Linked DNA regions of Homo sapiens: region 1 is linked to region 2. The links are chromatin contacts, found by Hi-C or POLR2A ChIA-PET in ENCODE. All regions are on one chromosome and are shown on one strand. Each heading gives the region's core, a stretch centred on a gene start or an enhancer-like site at or near the end of the contact. The rest is flanking DNA. Distances are from core to core; before and after follow the strand shown.

Region 1 (4,024 bases), core at 322-2,821, 230 kb before region 2:
ACCATGCCCGGCTAATTTTTTGTATTTTTAGTAGAGACGGGGTTTCACCATGTTGGCCAAGATGGTCTCGATCTCCTGACCTCAGGTGATGTGCCCGCCTCGGCCTCTAAGTGCTGGGATTACAGGCATGAGCCACCGTGCCCAGCCTCAAGTCTGAAATATATACCATGGGCAGGAGTAGTTGGAGCATGCAACTCTTCCAAACAGATATTAAATGTGGACAAAGATTCAGAGGCTGCCAGGGCCACCAACCATGCCCATGCTCCCACCCCTAAGAACTGCCCAGGCCCACTACTTACAGCCAAAGACATAAGCACCGGGTGCCAGGAGAACAGGCCTGGAATGAGAAGAGGAGGCCTCATGGGGCTGAGGCAAGAAGAAACCAGCCATACCAATCCTTAAGGGTTGAGGAATACCAGCAGCCCATCACCCAAGGAGGTGCTGCCAAACTGTGAGCCCCTTCTTGCTCTGCAACAAGCTGACCCCACACCTATCCTCTCTTCCTGGCCTCTTCCTGGATCAGAGGCCATGCTTTGCCACTCCTCTGGCAGTCCTCCCTCCTTCCCTTACACCTCCTGAGAGGCAGCCAAATGGAGCACCCAGAGAAGGAAAGACAAACCAGGAATTCTGTGTGCCCTGGCCATACCTACCTGCTCCACCTCACTCATCGCTCCAGCACAGAATTCCCTCAACCAGCCAGGCCTGTTCCCGGAAGTCCCACTGCCCTTCCTCCCCAGGAACAGTGGCCCTTCCCTTCCCAGAAGTCAGCTATGAATTCTACTTACTGGAGCCAGGCCTGGCAAGCACAGCCACAAAGATGGTAAAGCCCAGGGCCACAAGGTGGGCGGCAGCGCCAGAAGCAGTACGCAGAGCTCGGTAGATGTGTGACTCGGTCTCCGCAGAAAGGGCCATCGTCAGCCGTGCTAGTGGTTGTAGCCTGAAAGCATAGTAGCGTGGGCCAGGATCTCAGGTGCCCACTGTTCACTCCTCACTGGAGAAAAGGCTGCAAGGCAGGAATGCCACCCTCTTCCAATAAGTTATGGTAGGAAAGAACAGTACCAAGACCAGCACCAGGAATGGTCACAACATGCCAGTCGACGGCCGGCGGCCTGTCAACGTGTACCCATGTCTGAACTGGTACCAATCGCTGGCCCGCCTTCCAGGTAGGAGGCGCAAAGCCATGTAAGACTACAAATCCCAGCGTGTACCACGCCGTCGCCGGCAGTAGAGCCAGCTGGGAGGGCGCGGAGCACTATGGAAATTGTAGTTCCCTGCTGCGGTCCCAGTTACAGCGTGAATCCCTTAGCGCACCGCCTCCCCAAGTGCTGCCAGCATGCTGCCCCTCCACGCTAGGGACTTGCCTGCCTCTGCCGCAGCGCAGATCTGATGCGGTGGTTTCCTCCAAAGAAAGCGGGATACTCCGGGCCCTGCCGCGCGCACCGCCGCTCCGTCACGGAGCCGCTTTACTTCCGGGTGCGACGTCTACCCACCCAGGACTTCCTGGGACGAGCCGTCCCCCGCCCCAGCCACGCCTCTGAGTCGCGCTGCGCAGGCGCCATTGGGCAGAGGGATTGGCAAGCTTGCGTGCCCCAGCGACACAGGCCTCGAGGCTGTCTCTGACAAGTGTTCACAGGAGGTGGGGACGCCTCTGCGCGAGGAACGAGGAGCTACGGGCCTGGGCCCGGTTATTGCCATGGGCAGCGGCTGCCGCATCGAATGCATATTCTTCAGCGAGTTCCACCCCACGCTGGGACCCAAGATCACCTATCAGGTGCCACCCGGGCTCGCGGGACTGGGCGGGAAGAGGGACGTTCTCGAGAGCTCAACTGGCTGCCTGAAGGCAGTAGTTTCCCGTGCTGCACGCAGGCATGCTGCTTCATTCGCAGACAACTGTGAGGCTAGAGGATAGTCAGACCCAGGCCCCCGGCTCCCAATGTGGCAGGGAAGACATACGTCACATTGGCAGTGTTTGTAGGATATCGGGCTGTAGGGATCCGGTTGGGGGGTTCCAGGTCCCACAGAAGGTGAGTTGGGTGACCCATGAGTATCCCTGAACTGAGTGAAGAGTAAATGATGCATAGGAAGTTTAGGTAAGGCAGGAGAAAGTGTTCCAGGTAGAGGGAACAGCATATGCAGAAGCCAGGAAGGAGGTGAGATCATAGCGTATGTTTGGAAACAGAAAGAAGTAATAGGCCTGAGTGGATGGGAGAGAGGGGAACGCTGGAGAAGAGGACTTGGGCTTGGGGGGCATGAGGAGGTCACCATTTGTACTACACCCAGTACAGATGTCCACTGAGGGGCCCATTGCCACTCCCCTCCCCAGGTCCCTGAAGACTTCATCTCCCGAGAGCTGTTTGACACAGTCCAAGTGTACATCATCACCAAGCCAGAGCTGCAGAACAAGCTTATCACTGTGTGAGACCCTAGCTCGGGGTGAGCGGTGGGTGGCAGGGGTTGTCCCAGGAGGAGGAAGGGACAGGCTTGGGGGCCTGACTGTGTTCCAATTATCCAGCACAGCTATGGAAAAGAAGCTGATCGGCTGTCCTGTGTGCATCGAACACAAGAAGTACAGCCGCAATGCTCTCCTCTTCAACCTGGGCTTCGTGTGTGATGCCCAGGCCAAGACCTGCGCCCTCGAGCCCATTGTTAAAAAGCTGGCTGGCTATCTGACCACACTAGAGGTCTGCAATGAGATGGGCTTGGGTTTACCGACAGGCAGAGTTGGGGAAGGTGTTCCCATGTCTCCAAAGTCCCCCAAACCTGGGACCCTGCAAACCAGCTCAGGACTCAGGGCAGCCAACCAGCCAGGGGTCCTGGGATGTGCCCACCATGCTTTCCATGCTCTGTCTAGCTAGAGAGCAGCTTCGTGTCCATGGAGGAGAGCAAGCAGAAGTTGGTGCCCATCATGACCATCTTGCTGGAGGAGCTAAATGCCTCAGGCCGGTGCACTCTGCCCATTGGTATGGCCAGCCTCTGCAAGGACAGCAGAGGGGTAGAGGAGAGATGGGAAAGTGAACCCAGCTAGTCAGGGAGAAGGGCAAGACTCATGAACACATTGGTGGGCAGGAAATAGCCATGGGCTGAGGTGCCCATGTCCAGGGTCCAATGCATGATGGAGCTGGGACTGGGGGTAGGGGGAAAGCAGAGCTCTCCAGCTCTGCCCCTTGGGCAATTCCTTCCCCTTTGTGGGCCTCCGTTTCTCACTCCATAAAAAGAGAAAGATTAGCCCTACCCAGAGGCACCTGCTTGCCCCAAGGGATGCTGGGAGGCCTGGATGGTAATTGAGGACCTCTTGGAAGAAGTGGCACTGAGGATATGGATGGGGCCCCCTGCAGATGAGTCCAACACCATCCACTTGAAGGTGATTGAGCAGCGGCCAGACCCTCCGGTGGCCCAGGAGTATGATGTACCTGTCTTTACCAAAGACAAGGAGGATTTCTTCAACTCACAGTGGGACCTCACTACACAACAAGTATGCCATCCCTCCCTGGGTATCATCACCTGGGGCTGGCCACAGCCCTGGCCTCATCCTGTTTCTTCTGACCTTGTCCCACTCTGCCCAGATCCTGCCCTACATTGATGGGTTCCGCCACATCCAGAAGATTTCAGCAGAGGCAGATGTGGAGCTCAACCTGGTGCGCATTGCTATCCAGAACCTGCTGTGAGTGGGCCTACAGTCATACCTGGGACAAGGTCACCAGCCAGGGAAGACCTCAGGGGCCCTGGGTGTGAGGGTTGGGAAGGCATGGTCCTCAGAAGCTGAGCACAGCTCTCTCTCTCAGGTACTACGGCGTTGTGACACTGGTGTCCATCCTCCAGGTAGGTGAGTTGGGTTTGGTTAAGTGGAGAGTGGATCATGTGGCTGGACCAGACCAGGGCTGTGTCAGCTTCCCAAGCCCCTCACTCAGGCCCCTATGCCTTCTGCTACCCTCTAGTACTCCAATGTATACTGCCCAACGCCCAAGGTCCAGGACCTGGTAGATGACAAGTCCCTGCAAGAGGCATGTCTATCCTACGTGACCAA
Region 2 (4,078 bases), core at 1,121-3,620:
GCAGGGTGGCAGGCCCAGGTCCTAGGGCCTTCCAGGCGGAGGGGATGGCAGAGCTAATAGGATGCCAGCACATGGAAATGACTGGATCGGGGACTGGGGCCCTGGGTTTGGATGAGATGGGTGTGGACCTCAGCTTCCCAGTCTGTCAGGGAAACAGGAGAGGCTGCTCCCTCTCCTTCCTGTCCTCACTGCAGGTATGGCTGCAGGTGTTAGAAGGGAAGGTAATGAACCTTGAGCCAGTCTTAGAGACCATGATGCCCCTTCCTCAGTCTTCCCTTCCCCTCTCCAGCTCTGCCAGTGAGCTGAGCCATGGCTGGCAGACTTGGACCTGTTCAGTGAGCTCAGAAGCCTGTTCTGGGTGGACACCCCCAAGATCCACCCACCTGAAAAGGGGAAAGCCTCAGAATGACATTGTGTGCACAAGGGTGTGCCTGCTGGGTGGCGGCTTGTGCTCTGCCACGCTGTGACCCTGGGGGCTCCCTCTCCCTTCACAGAAGGCTGCCAGACCAGGTTTCCTTCCTCAGGGGTAGCAAGAACATCTGATTCCTGCCCCCTCAGGAGCCAGGTTCACTTGCACACTTGCTCATTAATGTGTCTGGCTTGTGTGTGCTCTTCTATATGCCAGTGGCTGGGTGGGGTTATGCACAAGTGTGCATGCTTCACACACCAACCAGGGAGGGGGTCTGCAGGATCTGGATGTAATGCCACCTCAAATGTCAAGGGTGATGGGGAAGCATGCATGTTGCCTGCTGCAGCCGGATGCCTGAGGGCTGGCCTGCATTGCGTGTGGGTGCGTACACATGGCATGCTTATGAGTGCAGAGGATGGCTCCTCAGCCCAGGAGTTGGGGAGTAAGAGGAAGGAGAAGAAGCCCCAGCTCTGGTGCCTCTCAGGATTTGGGCTCAGCCCTGTCTTGCTCCAGGTCTTACAGATTGAGGCTAGGCGCCCTTAGGTGGTGGTAGGCTGTGCTGGGCCAGGGGGCCCTAGGCTGAACCCAACCCTGCAGGACAGGCTGGGCAGGGCTCCCACACCTGCACCTGACCCTGTTCCAGGCCCACACTAGGGGATGGTGGGGGGAGGCTTAATTACATCCATGAATCATTCTCAAATAGCTCCTGTCCAGCCAGACTCAGGATGGTGATGCCCGCCCAGAGCTGAGAGCCAGGGGCTCCTGGAGCCTCCGTTGCACATAAAAGCAGCAGAGGACGCGAGCAGGCACCCTAGCCCCTCCTCTCTTGGCCACCTGCCTCGGCCTCCCCCATTGGTGTGCAGAATTCACCCCAAGATCAGAGGCCTATCTCAGCACCCGTGGGTAGCGCAGAACCAACTCCTCTAGACCTGGCGGCCCCATCCCACGTTATCTTGCCCCCTCAGCCTCCTCCGTCCCCTTGTGGCTGCTGCAGACTCCTCCAGCTTCTCTTTCCAGCATCCTCTAGGCCTCACTTTGCCTCTGGTTGTCTTCACCTGCCTCTCCCTGTCTTTCTCCTCTTTCCTCAGGGCACTGGGAGGCATCCCAAGACCCAGCTCACTCCAGGGCTGGACCTCAACCTTGTACCTGCAGGTGAGACCCAATTCTACTGCACTGGAGTGGTGATGGGGCAGCAGTTGCCAGCAGCAGCCCAGTCCAGCAACAGCTTTGAATCTCAGTTTCCTCTTTAAATGGGATGGCAGTGCAGCTTGGACTAAGCAGGATGGGAGGGCCCTGCCCCTGGCTCATACCTTCTGCTGGAAAGTTCTGTCTGGCTGGGTGTGGCCCACCCTATAGGGTTCTGACCTTAACCCAAGTCCATGAGTCCACCTCCCTCCTGCCACCTTCTGGGAGACTGGGGTGAAGGACTACAGGCATCCCCTGCTTCCATCTGGGAGCCCTGGACAAGCTGGGCTCCAACTCCCCATGGGCTGTAGGGACAGAAGCTGAGAATCTGATGCTCTAGCAACAGTGCTTCTGTGAGTCAATAAGCACGTGGTAGGGAAAGGGAGTGAGAGGCAGAAATGCACTTTATCGACTGCAGAAATTATTTACCTGGGTCAGAAAGAATTGCTGAGAGGGAAGTGCCTACTGTGCACAGGGTCAGCCTGGCTCTTGCCCCATTGGGCGCTGTGGGGACGACTTCCCCATCTAGCCAGAGGGGGTCCCTGGGGGTCAGAGACCCTCAGGAACTTGCAAGGCAGGCAGACTTGGCACCTGCCTGACTCCAGAAAGTTTCAAGGCCGAAGTTCTAGCCAGGTCTCCTTGAGTCCCAGAGACGTGGAGAGAGCCCCTGGGAACCTCCAGTACCTCAGGACTTGGTGGGAAGTCCTCTCCTTACCACCACCTATACCAGCCTGGCTGGAAAGATGATGGAATGCTGCCACCTGGTGGCCACCAACAACACAGTACCCTCCTCCAGTATCGACTGTGGGCAATCTTCCCCCACACCCCACCTGTCCCTGAGGGCATTCATTCCTCCGGAATCGGGGTGGCTGGGATCTGGGCGCCCTTGAGACCCCCAGCCAGACTATGCATGCCTGGGGAGCTTAGCTCAGGCCGGGATGCTCATCTGGGCTTTGAAACTTGTTTGATGCACAGCCATGACAGCTGCTCCTGGACGGCCCTCAAAGCCTTGCACGTTGTAGCAGCTGTCCCAGCCAAGGGCAGTCTGGACTTGGGAATCCTTGGAGGCTCCTTCTAGTTCAGTAAGAGCACCGTTCAAATTCAAGATTTGGGTTCCCCTGATTGAGAGGATTGCACTACTCTCACAGCATCTCAACATCACACAGGACTAAGAGGAATGGTGGCCCTATGGGCAGCACACAGCACATTTAACCGGGCTTGGGATTGGAGTAAACCCTGATGGGCCAGTCAGGAGGATGCTTGGGATCCTAGTGCTTCCAAACCAGAAGGATCACCCAAATATGGTCTTGCAGGATACCTGGGCCCAAGATAACAGCCTGTCAAACCTCAAGGACTGGGGCCATCAATTTAGATGCAGGGTGAAGGCTGCAGTCACCTGGCTAGGTATGCTGGTAACAGGTGAGGCCAGAGGAGGGAGCCTCCATCTCTGAGGAGCTGGCTCAGACCCTCACATTCACAGGAACCCTCAGCTTCATGTTCATAGGAAAGGCCACGCTGGTGTTGACAACAGATGCCGTGGTCCACAGCACACATGGGAGAGCCTTGAGCAGCTTTGACAGGTAACTCTAAGCACCAGCAGTGTGGGACAGGTTGAGGTGCCCTTCCGGGTGCTGGGAAGTCAATCTGAGGCTGCTAGAGGGCTGGCTCCTATTAATGCCTGGCCATGGCTCCCCTAGGGAAGACGCTTCCACCCAACCTTTGCTGAGCTGGGTACATATAATTAAGAGCTTCCCAGATCCTATTCTGGGTATGCTCACCTGGAAGAGCTTTCCGGGCCGGATGTCAAAAGGGTCTAATTAGGGTACTCAGGACTGCTGCTCAGGTGCGAGGAACACCAGCATCACCCTTGATGCCGTGAGGGCTCTGGAGGTGAGGCCAGTTTCTTATCCAACTTCTGTAGACCAGATCTGTGACACACTCTCCACCCCAGCTCTGGGCGCTTGGGCCCTCATTTGTGAAGTTCCCAAGCCTTACTCTGCAGAAACCCAGGCTTGGGGCTTCTGCATTTGCGTCCACCTCTCCCTAGCCAGAGCTGTGATTAGGCTCAGCTTCTCCAAGGCACTACCCTACAGGCCAGGGTGAGGACCTCCTGAGCATTTTCTATTCCTTAACGCCCTGCCCGAAAAGAGGAAAACGTGACCACCCACAAAAGCAAGTCTAGCTTCAAAAGTAAACTGCAGAGAAAAGGCCACCTTAACTGCATGCCCAATCTGTGGAGCTTAAGCACTCAGTTTGGCCAGATTGGCAATGTGAGCAACCCATCACATCATCTGGTCCCAAGAACAGCCTGAGATCCAGGTATACTTCCTGACCTGGTCAGGCATGGTCTTCTGGGTCAAAATGATGTTCTCTGCCCTGTGGAAGAGTGCTGAGGACGAAATACCCATTCAAAACAGAAAACTCTCCAATGCCCCCAGGACCTCCTTAGCAGCTGAGAAGATGCAGTGAGTGGAGTGCTGCCAG

What was found. Hi-C counts contacts between places; a loop is a spot of excess contacts on that map. ChIA-PET counts read pairs that join two places held with the same protein, here RNA polymerase II (POLR2A). Pooled maps may share reads with other maps.
Region 1: a pooled map shows a loop between it and region 2 (2.4-fold over the local background). The contact joins the promoter of NPRL2 here to the enhancer-like site in region 2. A Hi-C loop is called at or near these places in 1 of 50 pooled maps. POLR2A ChIA-PET finds 5 or more read pairs at or near these places in 3 of 52 experiments (GM10248, WTC11 and activated T-cell).

The regions. Positions count from the first base shown.
Region 1 is chr3:50,348,322-50,352,345 of GRCh38, reverse strand. It overlaps NPRL2 (NPR2 like, GATOR1 complex subunit), which reads left to right and starts at 1,571. Exons shown (of 11, transcript NM_006545.5): 1 at 1,571-1,771; 2 at 2,324-2,415; 3 at 2,513-2,681; 4 at 2,852-2,960; 5 at 3,336-3,472; 6 at 3,564-3,661; 7 at 3,783-3,819; 8 at 3,936-4,024. The coding sequence starts at 1,694. It overlaps CYB561D2 (cytochrome b561 family member D2), which reads right to left and starts at 1,484. Exons shown (of 4, transcript NM_001291284.2): 1 at 1,362-1,484; 2 at 786-937; 3 at 300-337. The coding sequence starts at 912. LOC127898564 (CYB561D2-LOC101928965) reads right to left here and starts at 1,484. Exons shown (of 5, transcript NR_183066.1): 1 at 1,362-1,484; 2 at 786-937. RefSeq lists an enhancer at 1,310-1,529.
Region 2 is chr3:50,120,008-50,124,085 of GRCh38, reverse strand. SEMA3F-AS1 (SEMA3F antisense RNA 1) reads left to right here. Exons shown (of 4, transcript NR_135301.1): 3 at 1,498-1,561. Among named protein-coding and RNA genes, the nearest start is that of RBM5-AS1, 21 kb to the right of the region's middle. RefSeq lists enhancers at 546-1,046, 2,032-2,909, 2,910-3,788. Within about 2 kb of position 2,370, at least 3 of the 41 ENCODE cell types and tissues checked have a DNase peak (open chromatin) inside an H3K27ac peak, as active enhancers do.